Regions from separate parts of the Homo sapiens genome. Here region 1 is linked to region 2. The links are chromatin loops, found by intact Hi-C in ENCODE. Cell type or tissue: right lobe of liver. All regions are shown on one strand. Links, peaks and the distances in the headings refer to the core of each region. The heading gives the core; the rest is flanking DNA.

Region 1 (12,869 bases), core at 1,903-9,902, 200 kb before region 2:
ATGTCTGAGAAAATATTTTTAACAGGGAGACCTTTCCGCCAGTCCTTAACCACCCTTTTTTTCCCTACACAAGAGCACACAGACTCAGACCCAAGGAAAAAGCTATCAACTGTCTTTAAAACTGAGTTACTTCACTTCTAAATATCTACCAACGTGTCATTTGGAAAATTTTATAGATGGGATAGTCAGTAAACTTATGCAACTTATTTTATAGATGGGATATTCAGTAAACTTATGTATTCACTCCAAAAGCAACTGCATATCAGCAACATGAGAGCTCTTTGCAAGGTGTAGGTCATTTGGAAGAAATATGTATTAAAAAGGTAGCAGTTGAGGTTGGTCATGGTGGCTAACACCTCTAATTTCAGCACTTTGGGAGGCTGAAGTGGAAGGATCACTTGAGCTCAGGAGGTCAAGGTTGCAATAAGCTATGATCATGCCACTGTGCTCCAGCCTGGGAAACAGAGTGAGACCGTGTCTCAAAAAATAAATAAATAAAATTTTTAAAAAATTTAAAAAGTTAGCAGTTGAAATCTCTGATGATAGATGGTTAGGGTGCAGTCAAGCTAGACGCTGGAGTAGTTTTTGGCAAGTTGTGCTTGCACAGTTAGTTGCTGAATCTGTCATCTTCAGTTAAGGCTTTGATGACCACGTGCCTTGTGAACATGAAACTATGTAGGTAGCTCAGTTAGGTTTAGGGAAGGATAGCCCAGGCCACGTAATTTATTCAGCTAAAAAGACAAAGCATTTGAATGTCAGGTAGTTGGCAGTGACCCATAAGTGCTATTGCCTAATAGCTATTGGCAGCCATTTCAAGAATTCCAGAGACCCAGATTGTAGAATTCACTCAGTACAAATGAGATGGATGACCTGGAGCAAGTCTCTTCCCCTTTCTGAGCCCATGTTTTCCCCGTGGTTGATTATGTATTATGAGTGAAGGCAGGGGGGCCTTCCTTGTTATTCCAGCTTACCATTAAATACTCAGCATCTAACTGATAGTAAAAAGTAAATTAGTTTTTGTTGTCTTAATGAAAGGGGCTAGACTTGATGATCTCTAGGGCCCAATTAGCTCCGGCATTCTACAGTTGTATCTTTTCTGGCACATACTCACCTTCACATAAGTCCTTGCTCTAGGCTGCTCGATTTATGCCCTGTATTGAAACTTAGGTAAGAGCCTCCCTTTTGGGTCAGTCCCTTCCTCTTGATTTCTCATCATTATACTTGTGACCATAACTTAAATAAATTCCAGTATCAACCCACAAGCCTGATGCCATGCACTGTTATCCATCTTTCACATTTGTGTATTGTTTATATGTGTATTTTCATTCTCCCAGTGCTTTCACTTTATATAGATCATTACAGAGTGAATTTGAACATACTTAAAAATTCAATAATAACCCTAGAACCAAAGAAATATAATGTTTTTTTATGTCCTATGAAGCTACCAAGAAGAGAAATATTAATAGCAAAAGAGATACTTCTAGAAATTTTTAAGACATCCTGAATATACAGCTATGCAAAACTAAATAGTAGTTTATTCCTAAGGTATGAGGTTAGGAGAGGTAACTACACTTTGATAAAAGTTTCATATTCAGCATAATGACAGGTGTCATCAACTCTTAAAATCACAACTTTCACTTCTGGAAAAAAAAATCTCATTGATCTTGCCCAATTCTTGTACCTCACTGGTGAGACACTGATTGAAATAACTTATTTGCCTTTCCTAACTTCAAGTAACATAGGAGTTGCAAGATTATTTATTTATTTATTTATTTATTTTCCAGTGGCCGAATTCTCTGAGCTCAGGACATTATTCTAAGGACTTGTTTTATTTTAGTATTTTTTTTAAATAATCCCCCGATGCCCTTTGAATAACTGGAGTAACACAGACAGTGTAATTGCTTTGAGGAACTGATGACTAATATTCCCAAAGCAAAAAGAAGGCAAAGCATTTAGATAATGAAATGTCAATCAGTGTAATAGAAGTGTCACTTACTTATTACTTACCAGTGTCTGAAAAGATTGCATGGTATTTGAAGACACATCTGTGTGTCAATACAACCAAAAACATTGTGCATGCACACATGCAGTACTGTGGCTCTCCTTACATGCTTCAAGATACTCCACCTACAATAACGTAGCTACAAAGACTGGTATGTAGAAGATTATGTGTGCATGTGCATCTGTATGAGTGTGTCTGTGTGTCCATCTGTCAACTTTCAGGATTCTGTGAAATGCTGGCCTTCTTGATCTAACACTGCAAAGCCTGCATCTGCAGCTGCATTTTTACAGATAACCAGGATGTTTTGTTCAGAGGAAACTGCAGTGCCCTTGACATTGAACAGTGCCAGAAATCAACTCAAGACCATCAAGCAAGGATTTTAAGTGCATAAAAGAACAATTTTTCCATAAATATTTATAGGAAACACTGCTCTGCATGAGTGAAAATGATAAGGATACGTAGTCAATAATCAAGTTGGGTTGTTATTTGTATGTAAACATTTAGAAATGGGCGAAAGAAAGAGAAAGTCCTACATTTTATTAAATAATCCAGACATTGCTTCAAATATTATGTTTTTCTGCCGGGGCTCCTTGCATTTTCCCTCATGCTGGCATCAGATTTTAACTTCTTCACAACCCTATATGTGAGTACTTTCAATCTCCAGAGCAAAGAGAAACTTTATTTGTTGGAAGCAAATGACATTTCAGAAGCAACATCTTAAAACTGAATGTCAAAATTAAGAAAATTTAGGCCAGGTAGCTTCAAACTAACATTCGAAGATATTTTTTGTGTTACTCAGGTAAAAATGACCAATTGGCAGTTGTGATTTTGATACAATACATATAAGAACGTGTTATTTTCCTGTGGCTGCTATAACAAACCACTGCAAACAGGCAGCTTTAAACAACATAAGTCTCTTGTCTCACAATTCTGGAAGCCATATGTCTGAAATCAAGGTGTTGGCAGGGCCCCACTGCCTCTGGAGGCTCTAAGGAAGAATCCTTCCTTCCCTCTTCCACTGTCTACTGGCTTCAGGTATTCCTTGGCTATGGTTGCCAAACTCCAATCTCTGGGTTTGTCTTCACAAAGCTTTCTTTTCAATGGCTGTGCCTTTTTCTTCATTTGCTTATTATAAGAATACATGTCATTGAATTTAGGGCAACCTGGATAAATTAGGATAATCTTATCTCAAGATTTTCCACTGAATTATATATGTAAAAATATTTTTTTTTTCCAAATAGAGTCACATTAACAGTTTCTGGGGGTTAGAAAATAAATGTATGTTTTTGGGGACCACCATTCATTCCACTACAGCAGGGGCCCCCAACCCCAGGGCCAAGGACCGGAGCCTGTCAAGAACCAGGCCACACAGCACGAGGTGAACATTGAGTGAGCGAGCAAAGCCTCATCTGTATGTACAGTCACTCCCCATTGCTGGCATTACCACCTGAGTTCTGCCTCCTGTCAGATCAGTGGCAGCATTAGACTTTCAGAGAAGCACAAACCCTATTGTGAACTGTGTATGCAAGGGATATAGGTTGCATGCTCCTTGAGAATCTAATGCCTAGTGACCTAAGGTGGAGCTGAGGTGGTGATGTTAGCACTGGGGAGTGGCTGCAAATACAGATTAACATTAGCAGAGAGGTTTGACTACACAGAGACCATCATAAATCAATTGCTTACAGACTCATATCAAAACACAATAAGTGTGTGGCAAGTGACAAGCTGCATCTGGTAGCAGGCTTTATATTGGCAAGTGAGTTGATGTACTTCAATTGTCTGTTGCATCTGGTGGCAGGCTTTAAGTCACAATCTGACACTTATTTTAGTCTGCAGATGGCCTGCACATTATTTTATTTACCACTTCCATTCGTGCCTCTTTTCCACACTGTGCACTTGTCTCTGTCATGGTGTTGGTAAGCCCGCAAGCTAACCCTAGCTAAAATGAGTAAAAAACAAACGTCCCTACAGAGCTTCTATGAAAAAGGGGAAAGACCCAATGATGAGACAGCAGAAGACTCTAAAACTGCCAACAAAAAGAAAGCTGCATTTAAAAGAAAATACCAAGAGTTCTACTTAAATTATGGTTTCATTGCAACAGGAGATTCACCTTGTCCAAGCCCGCTTTGTATCATATATGGCAATCGGCTATTCAGTGAAGCCATAAAACTTTCAAAACAGCTGTGCCCCATGGAGACTAAGCACCCTGCATTAAAAGGCACACCTTTGAAGTTTTTCAAAAGAAAAATACAAACACAAAGAACAGACGCAATTATTGAAGGCCACCACTTCATCAAATGTGTGTGCACTGAGAGCATCATTCTTAGTAGCTAATCGCACTGCTGAAGCTAAGAAAACTTTTACTATTGGTGAAGAGTTGATTCTGCCTGCTGCTAAGTACATTTGTTGTGAACTTTTAGGAGAGGCTGCAGTTCCAAAGGTGGCACATGTTCCTCTTTCAGCTAGCACCATAACTAGATGAATTGATGAAATAGCAGAAGATATTGAGGCATAATTGTTAGAGAGGATTAGTGAGTCACTGTGGTATGCAGTCCAGGTTGATGAGTCTATTGATGTTGACAACAAAGCAACAAGGCTTGTTTTTGTACAATATATTTTTCAGGAGGATGTGTATGATATGTGCACTTCTGTTGCCAACCAACACCACAGCTGCAGAACTACTGAAGTCTTTGAGTAATTACGTATCAGGAAACTGAGTTGGTCATATGGTATTGATATATGCACAGATGGAGTGGCTGCCATGACTGGATGGCTTTCTGGTTTCGCTACTTGGGTCAAAGAGGTCACTTCTTAATGTGAGTCTACACGCTGGGTCATCCACAGAGAAATGCTGATGAGCCAAAAAATGTCACCTAAATTTAACAACGTTTTCCAGTATGTGATTAAAATCATCAACCGCATTAAAGTACATCCCCTTAACTCACTTCTGTTTGCGCAGCTCTGTGAGTATATGGACGCAGAGCGCATACGTCTTCTCGTATACGCAGAAGTGAGATGGCTTTCTAAAGGTAGATCACTGGCCAGAGTCTTTGAGTAGCACATTTTAGTGGCACAGAATGGGTCACAAGACTTGCTTATTTGATGGCATATTCAACCTGCTCAATGAACTCAATCTGTCACCTCAGGGGAGAATTACAACTGTGTTCAAGTCTGCATATAAAGTGGTTGCATCCAATGCCAAACTGGAATTAATGGGGGCAATGAGCGAATGTTGGGATTTTTGACATGTTTCAAAAATTAGAAGAAATTTTGAAAGATACTGAGCCAGGGCCTTCTTTCTTCCAGCTGGTGCATGATCACCTATCTCAGCTTTCAAGAGAGTCTGAACATTATTTCCCAACCACAAAAGACCCACCTCCACAACTGGGAAGGAATGGATCTGCAACCCATTTGTGAATAAGCCAGGTGAATTGACTTTGTCTGTGCTGGAAGAGGATCAACTGCTTGAAATCGCAAATCGAGGTGGCCTTAAAAGTATGTTTGAGACAACTTCAAGTCTTTACACATTCTGGATTAAAGTCAAGGCAAAATATACTGAGATTGCCACGAAAGCACTGAAAAACCTGCTTCTATTTCCAACATCCTATCTTTGTGAAGCAGGGTTTTCTGCAGTGACAGCAACCAAAATAAGATTACAGAGTAGACTGGACATAAGCAACACACTTGGGGTGTCACTGTCTCCCATCACCCCCATTTGGGACAATCTAGTTGCAGGGAAAAAAATTCCAGGGTTCCCACTGATTCTATGTTACGGTGAGTTGTGTAACTATTTTATTATGTATTACCATGTGATAATAATAGAAATAAAATGCACAATACATGTAATGTGCTTGAATATTCCTGAACCCACCACCCCCAAACCCAGCCGTTGGAAAAATTGTCTTCCATGAAATCAGTACTTGGTGCCAAAAAGGTTAGGGACCGCCGCATTACAGAATGTCATAATTGCTGCCTTTTATGACGAAAATGCTGTGTCTCAGTAGCTAAGACAGGCACATTGATCAACAACTACAAAATCTAAGTGTATTTAATATTAAGGTCTTTTAGATAACTTAATAGGCTTTTGAAACAACAGAGAAGCCCTCACTTTGCAGATGTGTAAGTAACTTTTCCATAAAGTTAAATGAAACCATTAAAATATTTTCAATTATTGGTAATACATCCAAATAGTATGAATGGGGAAAATAGGATTAGTGTTATCTGATTGCCACTAGGGGGAGGAAAAATCAGCAAATGAGCAGCAAATATGAACTGGAAGAAAATGCTCCAAAAAGTTGGCGTGGCATATGTATTTTGGTTAACATTTGTGAAGTATAAGTAGTGCATTACACAATTAAAGAAACATTTTTTATTTTTTTACTTTTCTATATATTCTACATTAAAAATATGTTCTAATTATACACACACATTTAAAAGAAAAAAGTCAAAAGACATATAAATATCATGGGAACATGGAACTTTAGAATGAGTCAGGACAAGTCTTAGATAACTTTGCTCAGCCTCTCTCCTTCGTGTGACATCCCTAGTAGAACAAGGTACACCTACCTCTACTTGGAAACTTCTGGTGATGGGGATCTTGTTTTTTTTTTTTTTTTTTTTTTCAGTCTAACTCACTCTAGTATTGATCATCACTGAGTCAGAAACTTCTCCCCAAAATGGACTACAACATGGCTACATTTTATATTCACTTGTGGCACAGTGTTACCATATATTGAACTACAGGTTGTGCACTGCACAGCTTCATAGATTACAATATGCATAGCACACCCTGAAGATCAGCAGTGTCACAGGGTCAAGATTCCTTTCATGGCCTATATCATTGTCCAAGTTGTATATATTCTTTCTTTGTCTTCCTTTTTCTCTTCCTCTTCTTCCTTTTTTCCTTTCTTTTAGCATTACTTGACCTCTTTAGAGGGAAGATGTGGCTCAAAATATTGCTTTGGGTTAATGTTCTTTGTCTTACATTTTTCCTGGAAAAAAATTAATCAGTGGTTTTTTCTTGATTTTCCACATTTACGAAGTTTGCTTTTAGACTGCAAAGTAACTCACAGCACAGTTTCAGATGACTTTTATTGACTCATGATCAAGGGAACCCTCAACACACAAAAGAAATTGAGCATGAATTTGTCATAACTACTGACTTAAGGCTAAGCAAGGCATATATACATATATATATGTGTGTGTGTGTATGTTTATCTAATTCTCACAACTAATCTGTGCAATAATTGTTATAGCCACAGCTCTGTCCTGGAGTCACATTAAATAGTTCCCTCATCTGCCAATGCTCCTTTATTATGGGCTCTCATGCATACTATCCTCTCTATTGAAACACTCACTCTGACCATCCCAACTTCCTCTTTTGTTTATTCTCTCTTTTGCCTGACAAACTCCAACTTATAATTCAGGTTTCAGAATAGACATGGCCATTTCCATGATCTTCCATGACGGGCTAGTTGCCCTCCCTATTTGCTCCCAAATGCTTTGCATGTCCCATATTTTATCCCATAAATTTATATTATAGTTGCCTATGTACTAGTCTAGTCTCGTGTGCTAGACTGTCTAACAATAGTCTCTTGTATTAGACTGACCACCGTGAGATCCAGGACCATAGAAGGGGGAACATAGTTTAATCTACTACAGTGTAGTGAGGACATGGAACCTGCACCTATGCTTCCTGGATGTAAATCCTGTCTTTACCACTTACTAACTGAGGGTCTGCAGACAAATTAAATGAATGAGTCTGTTTATTTGCAAAATGAGAATAAAATAGTCCATACTTTCTGCAATTGTTGTGAGAGAGAACACAGAAAAGGCGCTGAGAGGGTACATGGCATGCAGTAAGTGTTATTCGTTTTATTGAGGCTAGTCATGAATGTAATCTCAAGCTGGCACATAGTAGATGCTCAGAAATTTTTGGAGACCCAGGATCATCTCAAATGTAACTTCTTCTATAAAGCCTTCTCAAATGCCCCATTTAGAAGTCTTCCTCTCAACTCAGATGACACCTTACCTCCTACTATTTAATAGTACTTCTTATCTATTACCATATATCCAGCGAATGTTTTCTGCATGTCGTTTTCTTCCTACCAAGCCAAAGCTTCTAGCTGGCAGGCTCCATATTTGTCTCTATTCATCACAACACCTATGGTAGAAAACAATTGTTGGATGAATTAATGACTCAATAAATCAATTTTAAAAAAAAAGTCCATGGCTGGGCGCGGTGGCTCACGCCTGTAATCCCAGCACTTTGGGAGGCAGAGGCGGGCGGATCACGAGGTCAGGAGATCGAGACCATCCTGGCTAACACAGTGAAACCCTGTCTCTACTAAAAATACAAAAAAAAAATTAGCCGGGCGTGGTGTCGGGCGCCTGTAGTCCCAGCTACTCGGGAGGCTGAGGCAGGAGAATGGCGTGAACCCAGGAGGCGGAGCTTGCAGTGAGCCAAGATTGCGCCACTGCACTACAGCCTGGGCGACACAGCGAGACTATGTCTCAAAAAAAAAAAAAAAAAAAAAAAAAATCCAAAAAATCAAAGCGAGTCCTTGGAGACAGGTTGAAAAGGGAGACTGAGACTGAAAATGGGGCTGAAATTTGAATATTAAGCTAAGAAATTTAGAAGAAAACTGCAAAAAGAAGATGTCTTGCGCACCAAAACTCAGCACAACTGTGAAAGGTAGGTGGTTGCTGCTACTAGGTGATCTGTCAAACTTTGTCACACACAGGAGCCATGTCACAAACCAGGGGCCTGATAGGTGCTGCCTTTGCATTGGAAACCATAAAGGGAAAGACTTCACTTCCAGAATTGGCTACTTTGTGCCCAGGAAGCAGAAAGACAACACTGAACTTTTCACATGGTCTTTGATAAAAGCGCCTGCACAGTGCATGATTGATAAAGGAGAAGACAAAGCTGTTCAACTATGAGACATTACTGGATTTTAAATATTTAAAGTTGATAATTTCTAGTTCAAGATATTGAACTAGAAATGTGAAGAGGTAGGGATGGTGTTCACACTTAACTTGTTGGAAAGATGACCACACATCATATGGAAAATCCAAGTCCAGTGAGAAAACAGAAAAATAAGTGTATAACAATTTTTGAATGATGTAAAAGTGAATTATTTCTGGATGAGTTTTCTGAAGTATGTGCTGAAAACATAACATCCAACAGGTTAGTCTTTCTAAAAAGAGTTCCCCTGATCAAATAGATTTGGGCAAATGTGCATGCTCTAGGTCTCTCGGATAATGGACATCACAATATTAAATGTTCTGAAAAGTCTGGAAGTAATAAAACTTAAACTTCACTTGAACCCTGAAAGGCAGTGACTTAACCAAAATGATCCCTGTTGATAAAAAAAAAAAAGGAAGAGAATTTACTTCTATTTTAAATTTTCATTAAAAGTGTTGTGACTCCTCTTATTGACTTGATACAATAGGATTATGGAAAAATAACTTTGAAGAAGTTGAGAGATACCCTTAGCTCCTCTTTTTTACTGATACTTACCATGTAGGAACCAGTCTATAAACACTGGTTAATGTCTGGATTCTTGTACATAGGCAGTGAACTGCACTTGGATGTAAATCTTAATTTCCTCATATCTAAATTTCAAGATCATTCCAGTTTATATACTCATATATTCAGAAGGGAAGTCTAGTTTCCATACCTACTCACTTCTCCCACTATAACAGCTGGGCTTGACTTCTGAAATGTTCCTCTGTCTTCCTCCTAGAAAACTCATATGATGTCCTCAGTAAACTTCTCAATAAACTTTTCTGTTGTTGTCCCCCCCAAAACTCCAATGCTTTCTTTTGTTGTTCATTTGCCTTGATCTTTCTGCAGCATTACCTGTGGCTCTTCTCTTCTCTTTTTAGCTGAATCCTTCCTTATTTATTTTCCATATCCAGGATGGGTAATTGAAATAAAGTGAGATTTGATTTAAATTATAGAACAAGGCAGTGTCATTCTTTTGCTGAACTGAAAATTGCAATGGAAAATCTTTCTTGCAACTTTTTCTTTTTGGTATGGATTTTTTTTAAATGTGAGGTTAAGACCCAGGAAACCTGGAATTCAACCCTAGGCCTTGCTATTAAGCAGTAACATGATCTTGAATAAAAATCAATTCCTGGCCCTTTGTTTTTTATCATCTATGGAATGAAGGAGAGAAACTTTAGAATATCTATACGTCTTTCTTTTACTGACATCCTGAATGCTCAGAAAATGCTTCTTCACCATATTTATGTGACTTTATCAAAATATTTGTCTCAGAGCCTACATAACAACACTATTTTAAAGAAAAAATCTTAAAATGGATAGCCTAGTGTTTAACTGTGCAGACCTTCACACCAGAATGCCTGAGTTCAAATTCTACTCCCACCATTTCGTGTCTGTGTGATGTTGGAAAAATCACTTAACTTGTCCGTGCTTCAGTTTCCTCATCTGAAAAAAAAAGAAAAAGAAAAAAAAAAAAGATACAGCAGCAGTTTCTCCCTCAGAGAGTTTTGAAGATTAAAGAAATTAATAAACGGAAAGCACTCAGAATGCTGCTGGGTATATAGGGAATGCTATGTACATGTGGTCTTTATTATTAATGGATCTTGACAGTGGTTGAAAACAAAGTATTTAAATATGGTTTTATCCTTTTCTGTCTAATTATGCAGCATTGGTAATTTTTTCACTGCTTGTGAAAGTTTGATTCATTGCAGAGAAAACCAAATACGTCATTGATAGCTTTAATTATAAACCCATACTCTGTCCACAATAATTTTTTAAAATTAAACATAGTCTCACTTTTCCTACTTTAGTAGACTATGTGAAAAAAAAAACCTTTTGATTGACAAAATGATGACTTTGTGATACATATACAAAGAAAGTAGCCAACAATACGTTGTTATAATTCTTTCTTTATATAAACTTGGTGTCTCTCAGAAAAGCTGAGAGGAGAAAGAACAGCAATCATATATTCGCAGCATTTATTATAGTACCCTTCTTATTTACTATTTCTGGTTCTTGGCATTTGTGTTTGTATATTTGAATTCCTGTCTGGTGTGAGTTCCTTAATCAAATATAGCTTTGTTCCTACTCAACTCCTTTGTGCTATAATCATAACTTGATGTGATTCTTTAATTTGCCTTCAGTTACTTGAAGCTAGCAGAGGTCAGTTCATAAGTTAAAGGAATAAAGTTTTGTTCATATCATAAAAGTGCAAGGTGAGGCTGCAAATGCTGATGTGGAAGTTACAGTAAGTAATCCAGAAAATTTAGCTAAGACAATTGATAAAGAGGGCTATGCTAAACAACAGACTTTGAATATAGACAAAACAGCCTTATATTGGAAGAAGATTCCATTTATGACTTTCATAGATAGAGAGGAGAAGTCAATGCCTGGCTTCAAAGCTTCAAAGGACAGGCTGACTCTCTTCTTAGGGGGTAATGCAGCTGGTGACTTTAAGTTGAACTCAATGCTCATTTACCATTCTGAAAATCCTGGGGCTCTTTAAAATTACCCTAAATCTATTCTGCCTGTGCTCTACAAATGTAAGAACAAAGCTTGAATGACAGTACATCTATTTACATCATGGTTTACTGAATATTTTAAGCTATCTGTTAATACTTACTGCTCAGAAAAAAAAAAAATCCTTTCAAAATATCACTGCTATTGAGAATTCACCTAGTCACCCAAGAGATCTGATGGAGATGAACAAAAAAGTTAATGTTTTTATGTCTGCTAAAAGGACATCCATTCTGCAGTCCATGGATCAAAGAGTAATTTCTACTTTCAAGTCTTTCAACTCTCAAAGGCATTTCTTATTTAAGAAATATATTTCATAAGGCTATAGCTGCCATAAAGAGTGATTTGTGTGATGGATCTGGACAAATTAAATTAAAAACCTGCTGGAAAGAATTCACCATTCTAGATGCCATTAAGAAAATTCATGATTCATGGGAGGAGGTCAAAATATCGACATGAACAGGAGTTTGGAAGAAGTTGATTCCAAAACTCATGAATGAATTTGAGGGATTCAAGACTTCAGTGGAGAAAGTAACTGCAGATGTGGTATTAAATAGAAATAGCAAGACAACTAGAATTAGAAGTAGAGTCTGAAGATGTGACTGAATTGCTGCAGTCTCATACTAAAACTTGAAGGGATGAGGAGTTGCTTCTTATGAAAGAGCAAAGAAAGTGATTTATTGAGATGGAATCTCCTCCTGGTGAAGAAATCATGGACATTGTTGAAATGACAATGCATCCGGATATGAATGTAGAGCCAGTGGCCTGCTTTTGTCTTCATGACTTTCTTGCTTTGGCCCCAAGGTTGTGAGCAGGGGCTATGTAGCCTCTAGTCTTCTCAACCTCTCCTGGTGTGAACATTGAATTATAATAAACTGAGATGAGGGTTATATGAGCCCCATCTTCTCAGCATACCTCAGCACTTCCTCCCTCCATGAAAGGTAAAAGCTGTCTTTTTTTAAATTAAACTTTCTATATTGAACAATTATAGATTCACACATAGATGTAAAAAATAATTCAGAGAAACCCCATATATCTTTTATCTAATTTCCCCCAGTGGCAACACCTTGCAAAACTTTAGTATAATAACAGAATTAGAATATTGAGGTTTATATAGTTAAGACACAAATATTTTCTATCAACACAATTAACTCTTTTGTTGCCTTTTTATATTTATATATTTACTGAGACAAGGTCTCACTTTCTTACCCAGGTTGGATGGAGTGCTGTGGCCCAATCTCAGCTCACTGCAACCTCCACCTTTCAGGTTCAAGCAATCCTCCCACCTCAGCCTCCCAAGTAGCTGTGACCACAGACACACACCACAACACCTGGTTAACT
Region 2 (12,869 bases), core at 1,730-9,729:
ATGAACTCAGGTAAATAAAATGTAAGATTGCATTCTGAGTATTAAAACTCTAATAATTAAAACTCTAAATATTATAACTCAAATAACTCTAATAAACTATGTATATAGTTTATATAAAGTTATACTATATATATAGTTATACAAACTATATATATATAAGCCTCTCAGATTAGGGGAGATATCTATCTATATAGATAGATAAATATATAGAGATAAGTAGAGATATAATCTATATAAAATCTATAATCTATATATAATCTATAGATATTATATATAGTGTCTATCCATCTATATCTACAGATGGATGGATAGATGATAGATAGATAGATGATAGATATATAGATAGATAGATAGATAGATAGACAGATAGATAGATAGATAGATAGACAGATTGATAGATCTCCCCAAATCTGAGGAGAGGAATGGACATCCAAATTCAAAAAGGTCAACAGGCCTGGAATAGGATAAATCCAAAGAATCCTATACCAAGATACATGATAATCAAATCATCAAAAGACAAAACAAAGTCAAAATTTTAAATGTAGCAAAATAAAAGTGACTCTTCATGCACAAGAGAGTCCCTGTATGACTACCAAGTGGTTTTCTCAGCAGAGACCTTGCAGGCCAGAAGGAAAAGGGCGGATATATTCAAAGTGCTGAAGAAGAAAAAAAAACTCTGCCAACTAAGAATGTTAAATCTGGCAAAAGTGTCTTCTAAAAATGATGAATGAAGAATGCCTTTCCCAGACAAGCAAAAAATGATAGTGTTTTCTTTGTTTTTTACCACTAGATATGCTTTACAGGAAATGCTAATGGGAGTTCTATAAGTCAAAACAAACTGATGCTAAATAGTAACACAAAAACATATGAAAGTATAAACTTTCTATATAAATGTAAAAATACAGAAAAGTCGAGAATACTGTAATAAGTGATGAGGGTATCTAAATCATTTTTTATTTTAGTATAAAAGTAAAAAGACGAAAGTATTAAGAACATAACTAAAAAATGTTAATGGATACATAATATAAAAATATGTAAATTATGATGTAAATAACATAAAATAGGAGAGGAATTAAAAGTGTAGATGTAAATGGAGCAAAAGAACTATAAGACAAATGATGTGGTTTAGCTGTGTCCCCAACCAAATCTCATCTTGAATTTACATGTGCTGTGGGAGGGACCTGGTGGGTAATTCAATCATGGTAGCAGGTCATTCCCATGCTTTTCTTGTGATAGTGAGTAAGTCTCACGATGTCTGATGGTTTCATAAGGGGGAGATTCCCTGCACAAGCTCTTTCTCTTTGCCTGCTGTCATCCATGTAAGACATGACTTCCTCCTCCTTTCCTTCTGCCATGATTGTGAGGTCTCCTCAGCCACTCAGAATTGTAAGTGTATTAAATCTCTTTCTTTTGTAAATTGCCCAGTCTCGGGCATCTTTATCAGCAGTGCGAGAACAGGCTAATACAACAAACAAACAAAATAGCAATAGTAAGTCCTTTGCTAGCAAAAATTGTTTTAAACATAAATGGTTTAAAATTCTTAATCCAAAGACATAGAGTGACTGAATAGATTTTTTTTTTAAAAAAAGACCCAACTATATGCTGTTTTCCAGAGACTCACTTGAGATTTAAGGACACACAGACTAAAAGTGAAGGGATAGAATAAAAGGTATTTCATGCAAATGGTAAACAAAAGATTGCTGGGGTGGCTTTACTTAAACAAACACAGAGGAGGTGCAAGGTGGCTGACTAGAAGCAGCTATTGTGTGCCACTCTCATGGAGAGGAGATAGAATGAGAAGTAAACACTAGCTCTTCAAATGGATTATCCAGGAGGTAATGTTGGGATTTATCAAATAAGCAATAGTGACCCATGGAGCTCAGAGAGAAGTAAGGCAGGAAAAGCACACACCCAGGATTGGCATGGCACCAAGAGTGGCTCCCCACCAAGAGGATAGAGTAAGTGAGCAAGAGCATCTCAGGACCCATACTTCTGCCATGAGTCTTTGAAATCCTTAGCACAGAAGATCCCCTTGACCTCCTCTTTAGAGCCTCCAGACTAACATGGAGAGTTTTGTGAAAGCTGGGTAGATCTGCCACTGAAGCCTACATGGAGCCCCAATGGTCTTAGATCCCTAAGTACCCTGAAGCCAGCTTCCATAGCTCCAAACAACAAGGGAGGCCAGCCTATCTCATGCGCTCTCAGGATAGGAGCTGCATCCTTGGTGCTGAGTAGATGGACTATAGACTTCACCTCTGCTGCACATCAACAGGCAAAGCCCATTGGCCTGGGACCCCGATGCAGCCACTCCACCTGTATTAGTCTATTTTCACACTGCTGATAAAGACATACCTGAGATTGGACAATTTACAAAAGAAAGAGGTTTAATGGACTTACAGTTCCATATGGCTGGGGAGTCCTCACAATCATGGAGGAAGGCAAGGAGGAACAAGTTATGTCTTACATGGATGGCAGCAAGCAAAAAGAGAGAGAATTTGTTCAGGGAAACTCCCCCTTATAAAACCATCAGATCTCATGAGATTTATCCGCTATCACAAGAACAGCAGAGAAAAGACCCACCCCCATGATTCCATTATCTCCCACCATGTCCTTCCCACAACACATGGAAATTAAAGGAGTACAATTTAAGATGATATTTGGGTGGGGACACAGTGCCAAACCATATCATTCCACCCCTGGTGTTGTGGGAAATCAGGGACCCCAAACGGAGGGACTGGCTGAAGCCATGACAGAAGAACGTGGATTGTGAAGATTTTGTGGACATTTATTAGTTCCCCAAATTAATACTTTTATAATTTCTTATGCCCGTCTTTACTGCAGTCCCTAAACATAAATTGTAAAGATTTCATGGACACTTATCACTTCCCCAATCAATACCCTTGTGATTTCCTATGCCTGTCTTTGCTTTAATCTCTTAATCCTGTCAGCCAAGGAGGATGTATGTCGCCTCAGGACCATGTGATAATTGCATTAACTGCACAAATTGTAGAGCATGTGTGTTTAAACAATATGAAATCTGGGCACCTTGAAAAAAGAACAAGATAACAGCAATGTTTAGGAAATAAGAGAGATAAACTTAAACTCTGACCGCTGGTGAGCCAGGCAGAACAGAGCCATATTTCTCTTCTTTCAAAAGCAAATGGGAGAAATATCGCTGAATTCTTTTTCTCAGCATGGAATATCCCTGAGAAAGAGAATGCGCACCTGGGGGTAGGTCTCTGAACTGGACCCCCGGGGCGTACCTGTCTCTTATGGTCAAGTCTGCAGAGATGAAATAAATTCCAGTCTCCCATAGCGCTCCCAGGCTTATTAGGAAGAAGAAATTCCCGCCTAATAAATTTTGGTCAGACCGGTTGATCTCAAAACCCTGTCTCCTGATAAGATGTTATCAATGACAATGGTGCCCGAAACTTCATTAGCAATTTTAATTTCGCCTCAGTCTTGTGGTCCTGTGATCTCATCCTGCCTCCACTTGCCTTGTGATATTCTATTACCCTGTTAAGTACTTGATGCCTGTCACCCACACCTATTTGCACACTCCCTCCCCTTTTGAAAATCCCTAATAAAAACTTGCTGGTTTTTGTGGCTTGTGGGGCATCATGGATCCTACCAATGTGTGATGTCTCCCCTGGACACCCAGCTTTAAAATTTCTCTCTTTTGTACTCTGTCCCTTTATTTCTCAAGCCAGCCAACACTTAGGAAAATAGAAAAGAACCTACGTGATTTTCAGGGCAGGTTCCCCAAAACCCTGGCCCCTCCAAAATCTCATGTCCTCACATTTCAATACCAATAATATCTTCCCAACAGTCTCCCAAAGTGTTAACTCAGTTCAGCATTAACTCCAAAGTCCACAGTCCAAAGTCTCATCCAAGACAAGGCAAGTCCCTTCTACCTATGAGCCTGTGCAATCAAAAACAAGTTAGTTACTTTCTAGATACAATGGGGGTATAGGCATTGGGTAAATACAGCTGTTCCAAATGGGAGAAATTGAGCAAAGCAAAGGGGCTACAGGCATCGTGCAATCTGAAATCCAGCAGGGTAGTCAAATCTTGAAGTTCCAAAATGATCTCCTTTGACTCTACATCTCACATCAGGGTCATGCTGATGCAAGAGATGGGTTTTCATGGTCTTGGGCACCTCCGTCCCTGTAGCTCTGCAGAGTATAGTCCCCCTCCTGGCTACTTTCCCCCTGCATGGGCTGGCATTGAGTGTCTGCAGCTTTTCCAGGTGCACAGTGGATCTACCATTCTGGGGTCTGGAGGATGGTTGCCCTCTTCTCACAGCTCCACTAGGTGGTGCCCCATAGAGATTCTGTGTGGAGACTTTGACCCCACATTTCCCTTCCACACTGCCCAGCAAAGGTTCTCCATGAGGGCCCACCCCTGCAACAAACATCTGCCTGGGCATCCAAGTGTTTCCATACATCCTCTGAAATCTAGGCAGAGGTTCCCAAACCACAATTCTTGACTTCTGTGTACCCACAAGCTCAACACCATGTGGAAGCTGCCAAGGTTTGAGGCTTCCACCCTCTGAAGCAACAGCCTGAGCTGTACCTTGGCCCCTTTTAGCCATGGTTGGAGGAACTGAAATGCAGGGCACCAAGTCCCTAGGCTTCACAGAGCAGGGAGCCCGGGGTCTGGCCCAGGAAACCATCTTTTCCTCCTAGTCCTCCGGGCCTGTGATGGGAGGGGCTGTCATGAAGATCTCTGATATGCCCTGGAGACTTTTTCACCATTGTCATGGGGAATAACATCTCGTTACTTATGCAAATTTCTGCAGTGACTGGAATTTCTCCACAGAAAATGGGATTTTCTTTTCCATCACATAGTCAGGCTGAAAATTTTCCAAACTTTTATGCTGTTTCCTTTTTAAAACTGAATGCTTTTAACAGCACCCAAGTTACCTCTTGAATACTTTGCTGCTTAGAAATTTCTTCTGCCAGATACCCTAAATCATATACCTCAAGTTCAAAGCTCCACAAATCTTTAGGGCAGGGGCAAAATGCAGCCAGTCCCTTTGCTAAAATATAACAAGAGTCACCTTTGCTCCAGTTCTCAACAAGTTCCTCATCTCCATCTGAGACCACCTCAGCCTGAATTCGTTGTCTATATCATTATCAGCATTTTGGACAAAGTCATTAAACAAGTCCCTAGGGAGTTCCAAACTTTCCCACATTCTCCTGTCTTCTTCTGAGCCCTCCACACTGTTCCAACCTCTGCCTGTTACACAGTTCCAAAGTCACTTCCACATTTTCAGGTATTTTTTCAGCAGCACCCCACTCTACTGGTACCAATTTACTGTGTTAGTCTATTTTCATGCTGCTGATAAAGACATACCTGAGACTGGGAAGACAAAGAGGTTTAATGGACTTACAGTTCCACATGGCTGGTGAGGCCTCACAATCATGGTGGAAGGCAAGGAGGAGCAAGTCACGTCCTACATGGATGGCAGCAGGCAAAAAAAGAGAGAGTTTGTGCTGGGAAACATCCATTTTTAAAACCATCAGATCTCATTAGAATTATTCATTATCACGAGAACAGCACAGGAAAGAGCTGCCCCCATGATTCAGTCATCTCCCACTGGGTCAGTCCCACAACATGTGAGAATTATGGGAGTACAATTCAAGATGAGTTTGGGTGGGTACACAGAGCCATAACATATCACCACCCTTGTCTGAGCATTTAGACCAGTCCCAGCTCTGCATTTCTCTGATAGAGCTCCCAGAGGTAACCAACAAGTTTGCAGTGTTTGCCACTGCCACAGCCCCTATCCTATTGCCCTCATGATGGAGATCTGAGAGCTCAAGAACTGTCAAAGGCCTTCAGTATACTGCAGCTGCCATGTGGAAAAGCAGACAGATGTTTTTCATGGAGGTCCCTGACCCTCTGGATCCTCACTGGGCAGGGCCTCCCAAACTGGGCTCCCAGTGCAGCCGCCCTACCACTCTCTGATCACCTCAGTCAGTGGTGGCTCTGTGTTTCTCTGGAGAGGAATTCCTAGAAACAACTGACAGGGTTTCTGTCATTGCTGTTGTGGTGGTACCTGTCTTTGTTGGTCTTGTGCTACAGAGCAAAGACCCTGATCACTTTGCTTGCACCTCCAGAATTCTACAGCCACTGTGTGAAGAGAAGCCCAGTCTCTCTTCCCTATGAGTCCCTGACCCCAAGCTATTCACGAGGTAAGACCTCCAGTTTGGGCCTACATCACAGTTACCCCATCACCAGCTTATCATTCTAATTGGTAGAGGATCTGTGTTTCTGTGGGGTGAAACTCCCAGAGACAAGTGACAGGCCCTCTGCCATTGTCAATGCCAAGGTCCTTGCCTCTGCTGCACCCAAGCTGAAGAGGAAACAAAAAGCATGAGCTTACCCTAAGGCTGCGGTGCATAGCCTGGGAGTACCAAGCTGACATCTGTGGCCAGCACCTGAGTGAAAGAGGAGTCCACAGTTTCAGAGCACTGAGAAGGGTATGGCTGCAAAAATGAGGAGATACAGAGGAGCCACGCAAAATAATACCCTATCTACCAGCCATTATGCTTAAGTGCCATCTACTGGATCATAGCTCAAACTACAACACCAAAAATAATTTTCTTAATACACTTCCATGTGAAACCAAGGGCAAGAATTCAGCCATAAATAAAGACCCTGCAAAAGTCCTCTGAAAACAGGCAGAAATGAAACCAAGGGACTGTACTCAAATTTTTCCACAGTTACAAGACCATTAGCCCACACAGATGGGAAAGAGCCAGTGCAAAAACTCTGGCAATTCTAATATCCAGAGAGTCTTCTTGCCTCCACACAACTGCACTACCTCTCCAGCAATGGTTCTTAACCAGAATGAAATGGCTGAAATGACAGACGTACAATTAAGAATCTTGATGGCAATGAAGATCATTGAGATCCAGGAGAAAGTTAAAACTTATCCAAGAAATCTAAGAATCTAGTAAAATGATTCAAAGGATGAAAGATGAAATAGCCATTTTAATAAAGAAACAAACTAATCTGATACAGCTTAAAAACACACTACTAGAATTTCATAATGCAATCAAAAATATTAACATCAGAATAGACCAAGCTGAGGAAGGAATCTTAGAGCTCAAAGACTGGTTCTTCAACTTAATCAGAAAAATAAAATTAAAAAATGAACAAAACTGCCAAGAATTATGGAATTATGTAAAGAGACTAACCTATGATGCTTTGGCATCTTTGAAAGAGAAAGAGAAAGCAAGAAAATTGGAAATCATTTGAGGATGTTGTCCATGAAAATCTCCCCAACATCACTAGAAAGGTCAACATTCAAATTCAAGAAATCCAGATAATCTGTGTGAGATACTATACAAGATAACCATCCCAAAGACGCATAGTCAGAAGATTCTCCCAGGTCAATGCAGAAGAAAAAACATTAAAGACAGCTACAGAGAAGGGGCAGAACACCTAAAAAGGAACCCCAACAGGCTAACAGTAGACCTTTCAGCAGAAACTCTACAAGCCAGAAGATCCTTAAGGAAAAGAAACTCCAACCAACAATTTTTTATCCAGCCAAACTAAGCTTCATAAGTGAAGAAAGTATGATTCCTTTCAGACAAGCAAATGCTAGGGGAATTTGTTCCTACCAGAACTGCCTTAGAAGAGATCCTTAAAGGAGCGCTAAACATGGAAATGAAAGACTTACCATAAACCACAAAAACACCCTTAAGTACATAGACTATTGACAATATAAAGCAACTACACAATCAAGTCTACATTACAACCAGCTAACAAAACAATGACCGAAACAAATCCACATATTTCAGTGTTAACCTTTAACATAAATGGGCTAAATGCCCCATTTAAAAGGCACAAAGGGGTTAAGTTGCATAAAGAAGCAAGACCCAACTGTATGCTGCCTTTTAAAGACCCATCTCACATGCAATGATACCCATAGGCTAAAAGTAAAGTCTCTGTTCAATGCAGAAGAAAGAAAGAAAGAAGATCTGATAAACAATTCCAGCAAAGTTTCAGGATACAAAATCAATGAACAAAAATTGTTAGCATTTCTACACCTCAATAACATCCAGGCTGAGAGACAAGTGAAGAACACAGTCTCATTTGTAATAGCTGCAAAAAGAATAAAATACCTAGAAATACAGCTAACCAAGGACGTGAAAGATCTCTACCATGCGAATTATAAAACACCTCTTAAATAAATCAGAGATGACACAAAGAAATGGAAAAACATTCTATATTCATGGATAGGAAGAATCAACATTGTTAAAATGGTCATATTACGCAAAGCAATTTACAAATTCAATGATATTCCTATAAAACTACCAATGATATTTTTCAGAGTTAGAAAAAACTATTGTAAAATTCACATGAACCCAAAAAGAGAGAGTGATAGGCCAAAGCAATCCTAAGTAAAAAGAACAAAGCTGGAGATATCACACTGCTCAACTTCAAACTATAGTACAAGGATACAGTAACCAAAACAGCATGGTACTGGAACAAAACCAGACACATTGACCAGTGGAATAGACTAGAGAATCCAGAAATTAAGCTGCACACATACAACCAACTGACCTTTGACAAAGCCAACAATAACAAGCAATGGGGGACAGGGCACCTTATTCAATAAATGTTGTTATAACTGACTAACCATATGCAGAAGGCTAAAACTGAACTCCTACCTGTCACTATATACAAAAATTAACTCACGATGGATAAAAACCCTAGAAGAAAACCTAGGAAATATTATGAATATCAACCCTGGCAACATTTTCATGATGAAAACCCCAAAAGCAATTGCAACAAGGACAAAAATTGACAAATGGGACTTAATTAAACTAATGAGTTTCTGCACAGCAAAAGAAACTATCAACAGAATAAATAGGCAAAGTATTTGTAATAGGGATAAAATATTTGTAAATTATGAATCCAACAAAGGTCAAATATTCATAGTCTATAAGAAACAAACAAGAAGAAAACAAACAACCCCACTAAAAAATTGGTAAATGACATGAACAGGCACTTCTCTAAAAGAAGAGGTACACACCACCAACAAGCATACAAAAAAGGCTCAAAAGCACTAATCATTAGAGAAATGCAAATCAAAACCGCAATGAGATACCATCTCACACCAGTCAGAATGGCTATGATTAAAAACTCAAAAAATAACAGATGCTGGCAAGGGTGCAGAGGAAAGGGAATGCTTATACACTTTGGTGGGAATGTAAATTAGTTCAGACACTGTGGAAAGCAGTTTAGAGGTTTCTCAAAAAAAAAAAAAAAACTTAAAACAGAATTACTATTTGACCCAGCAATCTCATTACTGAGTATATACCCAGAGGAATATAAATCATTCTACCATAAAGACCCATGAACACATATGTTTACTGCAGCACTATTCACAATAGCACAGACATGGGATTAACCTAGATGCCCATCAGTGATGGACTGGAAAAAGAAAATGTGGTACATAGACACAATGGAATACTATGCAGCCATGAAAATGAATTAAATCATGTCTTTTGCAGCAACATGGATGAAGTCAGAGGCCATTATACTAAGGGAATTAAAACAGGAACAGAAAACCAAATATCACATGTTCTCACTTATAAGTGGGAGCTAAACACTGAGTACATGTAGACAAAAATAAGGGAACAATAGACACCAGACCTCTTTCTTGTGGTTAGAGGGTAGGAGGAGGGTGAGTGTTGGAAAAATATCTACTGAGTACTGTACTCATTGCCTGGGTGACAAAATAATCTGTACACCAAACCCTTGTGACACACAATTTACCCATGTAACAAATCTGTACATGTACCTGAAATCTGAACCTAAAATAAAAGTTGGAAAAAATAAAAAATAAATAAATGAATTGAAATCTGAAAAATACAGAAACAAAGTAGATGTTAAGTCCAAAACATTAAATAATGATAAAATTATCAATTTATCAGTAAGATATAAAAATATAAATATATATACCCCCAACATTAGAGCACCTACATGTATAAATCAAATATTTATAGAGATGAAATAAGATAGATAGCAATACAATAATACTAAGAGACTTCAATATCCCATCTTCAACAGTGGACAGAACATACAGACAGAAAACTGGTAAGGAAACAGTAGACTAGAACAACACCAGAGATCAAATTGTCCTAATAGACATATACAGAACATTTCATCCCAAAGAAGATGAATACTGGACATTCTTCACAAACATACAAGGGGAATTGTCCAGAATAGACCACATGTTAGGTCACAAAACAAATCTTAACAAATTTAAGAACATTGAAATTATATCAAGTATCTTTTTCTTACCACAATGGTTTGAAACTAGAAACCAAAACCAGAAGGAAGATCAGAAAATTCACAAATACGTGCATATTAAACAATACATTCCTGAACAACAAATGAAACAATAAAGAAATTTAAAAATCAAAAAATTTCTTAAGAAGATGAAAATAGAACATGCTAAAAGTTATGGAATGCAGTGAAGCACTTTTAAGAGGTACATTTATAGTGATTAACTCCTACATTAAAAATCAGAAACTAACAAGTTTTGGAAATTAGGGGGCAAAAAGAGCAGAAAGATATTAAATAATAAATTTACCTTTATACCTCCAGAAACTAGGGGAAAAAAAAGAACATAGCTCAAAGTTAGCAGAAGGAATAAAATAATAGGATTAAAGCAGAAATTAATGAAACAGAGACTAGAAAAACAATAGAAAAGATTAATAAAAGTTTTTCTTGAAAAGATAAACTGACAGTTCTTTATCTATAGTGTATTAGTCCATTTTCACTCTGCTACAGAGAACTACATGAGACTAGGTCATTTATGAAGAAAAGAGGTTTAATTGACTAACAATTCCACATGGCTGGGCAGGCCTCAGAAAACTTACAATCATGGCAGAAGATGATAGGGAAGAAAGGTACATCTTTGGAAGAAGAGAAAAAGATAAGGGGAAGTACCACACTTTTAAGTGATTAGATTTTGTGAGAACTCACTCACTATCACAAGAACAGCATGGAGGAAAACTCCCCCATGATCAAATCACCTCCCATAGATTCCTCCCTCAACACATAAGGATTAAAATTTGAGATGAAATTTGGGTGGGTGCACAGAGCCCAAACCATTCCATATAGTTACTAAGAAAAATGGAGAAAACTCAAATAAATTGGAAATGAAAGTGTAGACATTAAAACTGATATCACAGAAATACAAAGGATCATATGAGAGTATTATAAACAATTATACACCAACAAATTGGATAATTTAGAAGAAATGAATAAACTCCTAGAAATATACAATGTACTAACACTGAATAATGAAGAAATAGAAAACCTGAACAGACCTATAACTAGTATGGAGATTGAATTAGTAATCAAAAACATCCCAACAAAGAAAAGCCCAGGACCAGATGACTTCACTGGTAAAGAGTTCACTGGTGAATTCTACCAAACATTTAAAGAAGATTTAGCGGCAGTCTTTCTCAAACTTTTGTCAAAATAATGAAGAGGAGGAAATACTTTGAAACTCATTTTATGAGGCCAACATTATCCTGATACCATTATAATAGCATTTTTTAATTATACTTTTAAGTTCTAGGGTACATGTGCACAACGTGCAGGTTTGTTACATAGGTATACATGTGCCTTGTTGGTTTGCTGCACCCATCAACTCGTTATTTATATTAGGTATTTCTCCTAACGCTATCCCTCCCCGAGACCCCCACCCCCCAACAGGCCCTGGTGTGGGATGTTCCCTTCCATGTGTCCATGTGTTCTCATTGTTCAACTACCACTTATGAGTGAGAACATGCGGTGTTTGGTTTTCTGTCCTTGTGATAGTTTGCTGAGAATGATGATTTCCAGCTTCATCCGTGTTCCTGCAAATGACATTAACTCATCCTTTTTATGGCTGCATAGTATTCCATGGTGTATATGTGCCACATTTTCTTTATCTAGTCTATTATTGATGGACATTTGGGTTGATTTCAAGTCTTTGCTATTGTGAATAGTGCCACAATAACATTTTTAAATGCCATTTTACAATAGCATTAAAAAGAATAAAATACTTAGGAATAAACTTAACCAAGGAAGTGTAAGATTTATACAATGAAAAGTATAAAACATTGATGAAAAAAACAAAGAAGACATCAATATATGAAAAGATAATCTGTGTTCATGGGTTATAATAATATTACTAAAATGTCCGTACTACCCAATGTGATCTACAGATTTAATGTTATCCCCCATGAAACCCCAATGGCATTTTTATAGAAATTTTTAAAATCCTAAACTTTATATGCAATCACAAAAGACCTAGAATAGCCGAAGCAATCTTGAGAAAGAACAAAGCTGGAGGCATCACACTTCCAGATTTCAAAATGTATTACAAAACTAAAGTAATTTAAAAAGTATGGAACTGGCAGAAAGACAGATACATAGAATAATGAGACAGAATAGAGATCCCAGAATTAAGCCCACATATACAGTCAACTAATTTTTTTACAAGAGTATCCAGAATACACAATGGGTAGAGGATAGTCCCTTCAATAAATGTTGGGTAAGATAGATAGGCATAGGCAAAGAATAAAATTGAACCCCATTACATCATACACAAAAATCGACTCAAAGTGGATTAAAGCCTTAAATGTAAAACCTAAAACTGCAAACTTCTAGACTGAAACCCAGGAGAAAGTTTTAATGGCCTTGGTCTGGGCAATTATTTCTTGATATGGCACCAAAAGCACAGACAACAAGAGGAAAAATAGATAAGTGGGACTACATTAAACCAAAAAGCTTCTGCTCAGCAAAGGAAACAATAAACAGAGTTTAAAACAACCTACAGAATGGGGAAA

The links. Hi-C counts contacts between places; a loop is a spot of excess contacts. Peaks named below come from ENCODE experiments on the same cell type or tissue, not always from the same donor. Only the 100,000 strongest peaks of a DNase experiment are listed, where the experiment ranks them.
Region 1: it touches region 2 in a loop (4-fold over the local background); 19 of 110 quality-filtered maps call a loop at or near these places.

What each region holds. Positions count from the first base shown.
Region 1 is chr11:21,927,041-21,939,909 of GRCh38, forward strand. All of the region lies in intron 2 of LOC102723370 (a long non-coding RNA gene), which reads left to right. It overlaps LOC105376587 (a long non-coding RNA gene), which reads left to right. Exons shown (of 2, transcript XR_931117.3): 2 at 5,309-5,695. Among named protein-coding and RNA genes, the nearest start is that of ANO5, 260 kb to the right of the region's middle. In right lobe of liver, for the core only: a CTCF peak has its summit at 6,234 (motif pointing right); no DNase peak of the experiment used is centred there.
Region 2 is chr11:22,124,311-22,137,179 of GRCh38, forward strand. The region is part of intron 1 of LOC124902645 (a long non-coding RNA gene); the gene reads right to left. Among named protein-coding and RNA genes, the nearest start is that of ANO5, 62 kb to the right of the region's middle. In right lobe of liver, for the core only: a CTCF peak has its summit at 6,582 (motif pointing left); no DNase peak of the experiment used is centred there.